Regions from separate parts of the Homo sapiens genome. Here region 2 is linked to region 1. Evidence: read pairs that join two places in POLR2A ChIA-PET (ENCODE). Cell type or tissue: MCF 10A. All regions are shown on one strand. Region 1 overlaps ZNF589 (zinc finger protein 589). Region 2 overlaps UQCRC1 (ubiquinol-cytochrome c reductase core protein 1).

Evidence for each region. Peaks named below come from ENCODE experiments on the same cell type or tissue, not always from the same donor. Only the 100,000 strongest peaks of a DNase experiment are listed, where the experiment ranks them.
Region 2: POLR2A ChIA-PET joins it to region 1 with 7 read pairs; 1 of 35 experiments calls an interaction of 5 or more read pairs at or near these places.

What each region holds. Positions count from the first base shown.
Region 1 is chr3:48,266,645-48,271,644 of GRCh38, reverse strand. ZNF589 (zinc finger protein 589) reads right to left here. Exons shown (of 4, transcript NM_016089.3): 4 at 655-3,730. The coding sequence ends at 2,859. Among named protein-coding and RNA genes, the nearest start is that of ZNF589, 28 kb to the right of the region's middle. In MCF 10A, no CTCF peak of the experiment used is centred here; a DNase peak (open chromatin) is centred at 3,094.
Region 2 is chr3:48,596,446-48,601,445 of GRCh38, reverse strand. UQCRC1 (ubiquinol-cytochrome c reductase core protein 1) reads left to right here. Exons shown (of 13, transcript NM_003365.3): 7 at 1-94; 8 at 328-471; 9 at 606-766; 10 at 879-964; 11 at 1,295-1,383; 12 at 1,736-1,811; 13 at 2,254-2,444. The coding sequence ends at 2,318. Among named protein-coding and RNA genes, the nearest start is that of COL7A1, 3.6 kb to the right of the region's middle. RefSeq lists an enhancer at 1-414. In MCF 10A, no CTCF peak of the experiment used is centred here; DNase peaks (open chromatin) are centred at 2,195, 2,565 and 2,945.

The DNA.
Region 1 (5,000 bases):
CAATCAGTGCTCTGTGTCTAGCTAATCTAGCGGGGACTTGGAGAACTTGTGTCTAGCTAAAGGATTGTAAACGCACCAATCAGCACTGTGTCTAGCTAAAGGTTTGTAAACGCGTGTCTAGCTAATCTAGTGGGGACTTGGAAAATTTTTGTCTAGCTAGAGGCTTGTAAATGCACCAATCAGCACTCTGTGTCTAGCTCAGGGATTGTAAATGCACCAATCAGCACCCTGTCAAAACGGACCAATATGCTCTCTGTAAAATGGACCAATCAGCAGGATGTGGGTGGGGCCGGATAAGGGGATAAAAGCAGGCTACCCGAGCCAGCAGCGGCAAGCCACTCAGGTCCCCTTCCATGCTGTGGAAGCTTTGTTTTTTCACTCTTCACAATAAATCTTCCTGCTGGTCACTCTTTGGGTCCGCGCCGCCTTTAAGAGCTGTAACACTAACCGCAAAGGTCCGCAGCTTCACTCCTGAAACCAGCAAGACCACGAACCCACCGGAAGGAACTAACAACTCCAGATGCGCTGCCTTTAAGAGCCGTAACACTGCTAAGGTCTGCAGCTTCACTCCTAAGCGAGACCACAAACCCACCAGAAGTTAGAAACTCTGGACACGTCCGAACATCAGAAGGAACAAACTCCAGACACACCATGTTTAAGAATTGTAACACTCACCGTGAGGGTCCACGGCTTCATTCTTGAAGTCAGCAAGACCAAGAACCCACCAATTCCAGACACATTAGGGTGGTAGGCCAGGCATGGGGGAGATCCTACATTCCAGGTACCCCTAGCCCTTCCCCTAAGCAGGCTAACCTTGGGGATTCCCTGGAGATCAACCACTTCCAGTGAGAGGGAGTGGACAAAAGCCTCTGGACCAGCCATTCCTTCTCTCTCTCCAAGTCCTTTTTCCTCTCTAGCATCAAAACCAAGCCTAAGTATTTTGAGGTTACATGAACATCTCTCCCCTTCTTTTCTGTGGCAGAGTCCCTTAGCAAATAGAGGCACTGGGGCCTGAGTGGATAGCTCTCCAAGGTACACTCATTGACACAGGGTATCAGGTAGGGCTAGCCCCAGCCCAAGGGAGTAAGGCAAACTGTCAGAACCTGGGCCATATGGGCCCTGGAGTGTGAGGAGAGACAAATGGCTAAAGGCCCTGGCACCATTCCTGGATGTAATTTAGCCACCCGAGCATGGCTAAAACACTGGGTACTGAGATTGGAGGATTTAAGAGGAGCTGTGTTTAAAATACCCTTAAACCTGGTATTGGAAGGCTGATGATGCAGCATTGCTAGATCCCTGTCATTGAAGGCCAAGGTGGCGTGGCTATGTTTAAGTCCTGAGTCTGAAGAACTTTTAGAGTGTGGTTAAAGAATCTTGGATTTGGGACTGGAGGGTTAGGAAGGGGACCTGGTAAAGGTGTCCCTCAGATTGTAGGGCTGGAGACTGAACTCTGAGTAAAATCTAAAGGTGGGGTAGGAGAGGAAACAGCAAAGGCTAGAGATGTAGAAAAAAATAAAGCAGGAGAGTGTCATGGAAGCTAATGGAAGAACACAGTTGCAGAAGGAAGTAGTCAGATGCAAAGACCATTCCTCCAAGGGGACCGTCACTTGACACCTCTGCTCTCAGAAGTTAGATCTCTGTCATCTTCACATCTAAAGGAATGTAAGGGGTCAAAAGACTGTCCCCAAAGCTCTTAGAACAAGAGTGGGGTGGGCGTACAGTGGATAGATTTGACTCCAAGTATCTCTTAAGGGGCCACTTCCAGCCAACACCTTACTCTCACTCCATGAAGGTTTCTCCCGAGTGTGTCCTCTGACACGTGACAAGTAATGATGTCCACGTACAGCTCTGTCCACATTACCTTACAAACAAGGCTTCTCCCTAAGCATTTCCGCTGGTGTGGCTGATGGCTGACTTGTTGCTAAAATCACATCCTCACTCCTTGCACCTCTAAAGCTTTTCCCCGAGTGTATCTTCTGGTGTATGATGAGCTGTGACTTTCTCCTAAAGCTTTGCCCACACTCCACGCATGCATAAGGCTTCTCCCCCGAGTGTATCCTCTGATGTAAGCTGAGAGTGGACTTGTGGCTAAAGTTTCGCCCACACTCGATGCATGCGTAAGGTTTCTCTCCTGTGTGTGTCCTCCAGTGTCTGTTGAGGAGTATCTTCCGGCCAAATCCCCGCCCACATTCCCCACACACATAAGGCTTCTCCCCTGAATGTGTCTGCTCGTGTGCGAGGAGAGTTGATTTATCACAAAAGCCTCGCCCACACTGGCTGCACACATAAGGTTTTTCCTTGGAGTGTGTACTCCGGTGGTAGTGGAGGGTTGACTGAGCTATAAAGCCTCGCCCACACTCTCCGCAGACATAAGGCTTTTCTCCTGTGTGTGTCCTCTGGTGTCTGATGAGCTGTGATTTCGTGATAAAGCCTTGCCCACACTCCGTGCATGCATAAGGCTTCTCCCCAGAGTGTATCCTCTGATGTACACTAAGAGCGGACTTGAGGCTAAAGTTTCGCCCACACTCAAAGCACGTGTAAGGCTTCTCTCCCGTGTGTGTCCTCCAGTGTCCATTGAGGACTATCCTCCGGCTAAATCCCCGCCCACATTCCCCACACACATAAGGCTTCTCCCCTGAGTGTGTTCTCCGATGTGATTTGAGCGACGACTTCTGGCTAAATCCATGCCCACACTCCTCACACACGTGAGGTTTCACCTCTGAATGTGTCCACTGGTGTAGGAGGAGAGTTGATTTAGCACGAAAGCCTCGCCCACACTCTCTGCAAACAAAAGGCTTCTCATCTGAATGTATCCTCTGGTGTGTGTTGAGACATGATCTCCTTACAAAGCCTCGGCCTCAATCTCTGCACACATAAGGCTTATCCCCCGTGTGAATTCTCTGGTGCTTAATGAGCTCTGACTTTTCACGAAAGCCTCGCCCACACACTGTGCACATAAACGATTTCTCCCTTGTGTGTGTCCTCTGATGTCTGATGAGGTATGGCTTGCAGCTAAAGCCTCGCCCACAATGGCTGCACACATAAGGTTTCTCCCCGGAGTGTGTACTCAGGTGGTTGCGGAGGACTGACTCAACTATAAAGCCTCGCCCACACTCTCCGCAGACATAAGGCTTTTCTCCTGTGTGTGTCCTCTGGTGTATGATGAGCTGTGACTTCCTGCTAAAGCCTCGCCCACACTCCCTGCACACCTGTGACTGCCTTTTGTCTGAAGATTTTTCTGCTGTGACTGCCTTCTGTCTGAACAGGTTTGACTTCTGGTTAAAAGCTAGTGCACACTCCCCAAACGTGACTGCTCCAAACCCTGGGGTTTCTGCCCTCTTGGAAATTCTGTCTACTTCCTCAGAGCTTGCATTCTGGGCTGGACTGAGCTGTATCTCTAATATTCTGTTGCCTCCCCAAGAGCTTATTGGTGGTCTCTGGAACAGGCTAGAGAAACCCACTAAAGCCCCCCTTTCATTTGTACTCCAAAACAAGGGTCTGACGCCTCCTTCCACTCGTTGATCTTCTGCTTCAGCCCCCCTGTGATTTTTATCAGAAGGATGTTGTGACTGTGGCTGATCCTCTGGGCAGGGATTTCCTGGGTGGAGTTGATTTCCTGCATGGAAACCTGGAATAGGATGATTGTGTAGCTCATCTTGGCTGAGGAACTGCTGACTGCCAAAGGCCAGAGGGCAAGAAGGGCAGGTATGGACTTCTGGCTTTGATTCTGCTGAAGAAAGAAAGTTTCCAGTCAGAAGAGTCATAGGAAGGGCTGACTGGGCTCTTGTTTTATGATAAGACCTGGCCCATTAATCATTCTCAATGATTAAAGTCTTTCTCCCCAAGATGTGCTGTGCAGGACCTATATTTTCATTCAACCTCTTCAAACTTTTGATTTGGAAATCATTTCAAATATACAGAAAAGTTGCAAGAATATGAATAATACAAAGGGCTGGGCACAGTGGCTCACGCCTGTAATCCCAGCACTTTGGGAGGCGGAGGCGGGCAGATCACGAGGTCAAGAGATTGAGACCATACTGCCCAACATGGTGAAACCCTGTCTCTACTAAAAATACAAAAATTAGCTGGGTGGAGTGACGGGCGCCTGTAGTCCCAGCTACTCGGGAGGCTGAGACAGGAGAATCACTTGAACCCGGGAGGCAGAGGTTGCAGTGAGCCAAGATCATGCCACTGTACTCCAGCCTGGCGACAGAGTGAGACTCCGTCTCAAAAAAAAAAAAAAATTCTTCTATTTATTAGTTAGGCAAGGGTCTTCAGTTAGGCTGATAAAGGGTCTGGCCTCCTGGATTACAAAAAGTTCATGGTTGTTTGTTATCTTCAGCTGGTTAGAAACAGTTGCAATTTAATTTTGATATTTCTTAGGAAAGTGCAGCTAAATGGTAACATTACTGTATTTGCCGACTTGTGGAAAACAGGGAAGAGCAGGTCTTGGATTGGAGGACCAAGAGCCAGCCTTCTTTAAGTCAGTTGTGCCTGTCTTCTCCACTGATGAATCCTCACTTCTGGTAGAACTTGGCATGTAATCTTCCTCTAGTAAATATCTACTTATGAGTGGGGAAACTCAAATGAAGGCTTCCTATGCACATTCTTCAATACTATTCTGTACTGCATTCTACATTGGGGGACATCGAGACTAAGTGACTCCTATCTCAATCCATCCTTTCTTCTCAAAGGAAAAGTCACAAAGAGCATTCCCGTATAGGTCATAAAGACTGTTCTCTCAGTGGAAACAAATGCTTATGGCATTATGTGATTATGGTAGAGGATAATTTTAGTATAATTGTAGATATTTACAACACTGAGGATGTCTGGATGCCTACTTGGAAGATTCTCTGTTGCGATAATATATAGAATAGATTCGGCTGTGGGTTTTTTTGGATTAAAGTAAAATATGTAATAAGTAAAAATGGAGTGCAGTGTATAATCTGAATCTAATCATGGGAAACAACAGGAACTTTTTTGTGACGGCGTTCACCATG
Region 2 (5,000 bases), 330 kb before region 1:
AGACCTCGCCCAGAAGCACCTCGGTGGCATCCCATGGACATATGCAGAGGACGCTGTGCCCACTCTTACTCCATGCCGCTTCACTGGCAGTGAGGTATGCTGCCTTTTGGGCAGGAGTAGTGCTCAGCTGGGGGCCTGTGGGAGGACCCCCATGTGCATGGTTATCCTGGTGACTCCAGAGATACCTCAGCAGTTGGGAAGGGGTTCTGTGGCTGCTGCATCACAGGCACACATGTTCACACACATACACCCTCTACCCACACCTGCCACCTTTTCTGTTCCCCTGGCAGTCTGGCTGTTCCTCAGCCTTGTCATGTACTGTTTCAGATCCGCCACCGTGATGATGCTCTACCTTTTGCCCACGTGGCCATTGCAGTAGAGGGTCCTGGCTGGGCCAGCCCGGACAATGTGGCCTTGCAAGTGGCCAATGCCATCATCGGCCACTATGACTGCACTTATGGTGGTGGCGTGGTGAGTGCCAGCGCGAGCATGGGACCTCGCCTTCAGGGAAGAGAGGGTGCTGGGGCTGTGTGCTCCTGTGCGTGGGGGTCACAGTGTGCGTTGAAGACAAGAGGGTGGGTGCTGACCACCTATCCCCCTGGCAGCACCTGTCCAGCCCACTGGCTTCAGGTGCTGTGGCCAACAAGCTATGCCAGAGTTTCCAGACCTTCAGCATCTGCTATGCAGAGACGGGCTTGCTGGGTGCACACTTTGTCTGTGACCGAATGAAAATCGATGACATGATGTTCGTCCTGCAAGGGCAGTGGTAAGTGGCAGCCTGGTATTCCTAGGTGGGATGGCGGCTTTAACCAGCACAGTGGGAGGCTGAGAGATGACACACTGGCTCAGAATGAATACCACCCACCCCCCCACTTTAGGATGCGCCTGTGTACCAGTGCCACGGAGAGTGAGGTGGCCCGGGGCAAAAACATCCTCAGAAATGCCCTGGTATCTCATCTAGATGGTGAGTCCTACAGCTCAGCGGGGAGGGGTAGAGTACATCTTGCCAGCGACAGCACCAAGGTGGCCACTGCTCCTAACTAACCAAGGTTAGAAAGGAAAACTTTGAAGACCACGCCATGCCCCATCACCCCACCCTTGGAGATGCAGGCAGGTGTGAGACAGGTCCACAGCCCATCACTGCCATAATAGGTGACCATAGAAGAGAGGGCTGTGATCTGAGTCAGCATGAGGTCAGGGAGGTCCTTGTCAACCTGAGGCTGGAGATTGTTTGTGTACCTGTGGGTCCAGGATTGGGCTGGGTGGACCTCTGAGCCTTCTCTCACCCTTAAAGGCACTACTCCTGTGTGTGAGGACATCGGACGCAGCCTCCTGACCTATGGCCGCCGCATCCCCCTGGCTGAATGGGAAAGCCGGATTGCGGTAACATGGACCCCTGGGAGAGGTTCTGGAGTCTTGGCCTGGCAGACACCTGGGAGGTGTAGGGTTGGGGCCTGGCATAGCGCAGCCTGCTCCTATAGGCATCCCTGGTGTCCTAGGCAGCTGTCACCTGCAGGGGTAGCATAGTGGGAGGGCAGGGCATAGGTGCTGATGGCTGTGGAGATGGGCGGGGCCCATGGAGGTCTATAGCAGGGATCCCTTCTGCCTTTCCTCTTTTGGGCTGGGGACAGCTGCATGCTGCCTGTGGGAGATCTCTGCTAGTTGGATGATGCTGACTGGCTGAGGTGGTGGCCAGGTGCCCGTTAGCCAGTATGCCCTCTGCCTCACCCTGCAGGAGGTGGATGCCAGTGTGGTACGTGAGATCTGCTCCAAGTACATCTATGACCAGTGCCCAGCAGTGGCTGGATATGGTAAGTGGCCTAGGGGGTCTGCTCTTTGTTTATTTCCTCAGGCCGTTCTCTTGGCCTCCCCTTCCACCTCTGCTCCCGCACTGCTGCTCAGCTTACAGAGCAGCCAGTTAAGGCCCCAAGCAGCTCTCCCCAGTCCCCTGGCTGCCAGGGAGTTCTTGCTCAGAAAACCTGTCCCAGCAGTTCCTTGACTGCCTGCCAAGGTGCCTTCATCAATACCCTGCACCCGTCAGGTAACGGGCACCTCCATGTGGGGTGGGGCTTCAAGGGCCAGAACATGAAGGGACAGGCTCAGCACCCCTGGGGGAATGTTCTCTCCTCTCTTTCCACTCAAAGCCTGTCTTGTGCTGCTCTGGGCAGCATCTCCGAGCTGGGTGCGGCACAGGGCCAGGTGTCCCTGTGCAGGCCAGGTACCCCACCCTGACGCTCCACCCTATCCCCACAGGCCCCATTGAGCAGCTCCCAGACTACAACCGGATCCGTAGCGGCATGTTCTGGCTGCGCTTCTAGGCGGGAAGCCTATGTAAGCAAGAGGGCAGGGCCGGGGTTTGTGGTCCCCCCCCCACCACAAACACAGCACTTCGGCTCCTCTAACCTGTGCCACAGGTGACCACCAATAAAATCCTCTGCTGAGAAGTGTGTCATCCCTCTTTTGGCATTGGCATGGAGTCCATGGGGCAGTAGATGGGGAGCAAGGACTTCCCTCTAGTTCTGTGGCTCCTGGATCCTCCTGCCTTCCCACAGGCTGATGTGTCCTCAGCCAGGGGCAAGCGTGGGGGTTGCAGCTGAGGCCGGAAGTCTTTGATGCCTACAGGGAGCTGAGCCCAGATGTTTCCACTCAGCCACTTAGGGGAGTTCCTCAGCCAGCTGGTCCCAAGATTGGGCTGTGGGAGTCCATAGGAAGTGTAAACCCAGCCTTTGCCCCTGTAGGAGTCCCAGCCTGGAATCCCTGCAGGCTCAGGTGGGAAACCCCTCACTGTGGACCTTGTGCCAAGTCACCCCCTGGTGGTCCCTGGTGGACCAGAAGGGGCCAAGGGGTGTCTCCAAGGATGCCTCTTGTGTGTGTTTACTCTGCATTCTGGGAGGAGGATAGCCTGGGGCATAGTGTTCTCATTTGGTTTCTAACTGCTGCCTGGACAAGCAGGGCAGGAATCCTTTGCCTCCGCTGACTCAGGCTCCAAGAATAGCCCTGAGCTCAGTGGGGCCCGAGCCCCCTCCCTCTACTACATTTGTCCCAGGCAAGTCCAGAGCTGCTGGCCTGACAATCCCCTCCCCATTTTCCTGAGGCAGCCAGGACCTGGTACAGCTCTTAGCTACCTAGTCCCTCTGTTATCTCTTTTGGCTCTGGTCCCCATGGTGGGTGCGCAGGTAGGCTGCTCCTCCTGCACCCCCCAGTGCTTCCACAGTCAGGTTCTCTGGGATCCCAGGGGGAAGTTGAAAGCGAGGGGCCCAATTTTCCTTTGAGGAAGTCGCTGCCTGGCAGTCACAAGCAGGGTGCTGGGACAAGGTCTTTTAGAAGATGGCTGTTCAGAAGTCCCCCCAGCATCGTAGCTTGGAAGTAGCCCAAGGAACCCTTGTATCACTATCACCCTGCCCCACTGCCTTTCCCTCACCATTGGTTGCCATACGTTGCCAATTCGGAGACATTTGTTAAGCACCTTCTACGGCCCGGGACTGGGGCATTGCGCAGATCATTCTACTTTGTGAACGGCTGGAGAGAAGATGCTGGGCAGCGCAGAACCCTGACAGGCCCAACCCTGGGTGCTCATGGAGGTGCAACACCCAGGCAGGGGAACAAGTGCCAAGTCTGTTGTCAAGTTTGAGCTCCTGGAGGATGGGGCTTCATTTCTAAGCCCAGCCTGGCCCTTAGAGGCTACAGGTGTGCTGGACACGAGAGCTTGAGTTGCTGGGAGTGGTCTGGTTCTAAGGGACCTTGCGTACCAAGCCAGGGACTCTGGTCTTTACCCTGGAGCCATGCTGGGGAGGTGTGTTGGAGGTTACTGTGAAGAGAAGTGACTTGGTCAGAGTTGAGATTCAGCATGGGGACTCTCAGGCCATATTTCTGTATCAGTCTTGGTGAGCTGTGCTGTGGCAGAACAGAGGTCATGGCCACACGAACTGGAGCCAGCTGTAGGGGACACAAAGAGGACTACATTCCCAGCAGGGCTGGGAGACGCGGAGGCACGAGTGGGTTGGAGGAGGGTAATCTTCCATAGTCCAGTGAGGAGTTTGGTGGTGTCCAGGGTACAGTGGGATGTGTGGGGCTGGGACCTGATAAAGAGGCCCTGGTTGGAAACAGATGGGGTGAGGTAGTGACTGAGGCCAGGGAAGGAAATGTTCAGGGAAAGCTTGGGAGGGAGAAGGATGTGCTCTGGGGGCTCCACCGCCCTGATGGGGTTGCAGGTAGGCACTGGCCTCGGGCTGTGCCCTAGGCTGTGTTCCTCCCAGGAGGCCAGAGCTGGGGCTTCAGAGGGCCACACTCCTGCTCGTGAGTCTCATAGAAGCTCCAGACGTGGAGTCATTCCAACCTTACTCCTACCTTCTCAACAGCCTCTCCCAGCACCCTTTGAGAGACCCTCTCACAGCAGCCTGTCCTTTCTTTTGGAGGCACCTCAATTCTGATGAGGTTTGCCTGAGCACCCACCCTCCCAGCTGGGCCTCCTGTCTCCCCTAAGACTGGCCCACGTGTGCACATATGTCTGTACCGTACTGTCCATGCCACTGGCCTGCTCTTGCCCGCCCTGGCTGCACGGGAGGAGGTGACAGTCTTAGGGGGAAGGGGCTGCCTGTGTGATAACATACCTGGTTCTCTGCAGCCCCCCACCTGGAGCACACCTTGCAGGGATGGGGGGTCCTGGGACATGGCTGAGGAGACCCTGACCTTGGAATAAGGTCATAGCACTATGCCCCAGGATAGTTTGGGGGGTCAGTAATAAGGGATAGAGCCCCAGCCTTCCTTGGGCAATAGGAAAGCAGGCAGCATGGATGGTCTTCACTGCCTCCAGCTCTGGCCACACCAGAGTCCTCGGGCTGTGGAGGAGTCCAGCCAGTGCTGTCCCCATATCTCCCTGTGGATCCCAGGGGAGGCTGTGGGGCCGGGCATATTAGAAGGGGCCCAGCAGCCTTGGTGAGTATAGATGTGCTTTCTGGGCTGCCCAGAGTTATTCAGGATTAGCAGGAAAAAAAGGGGGA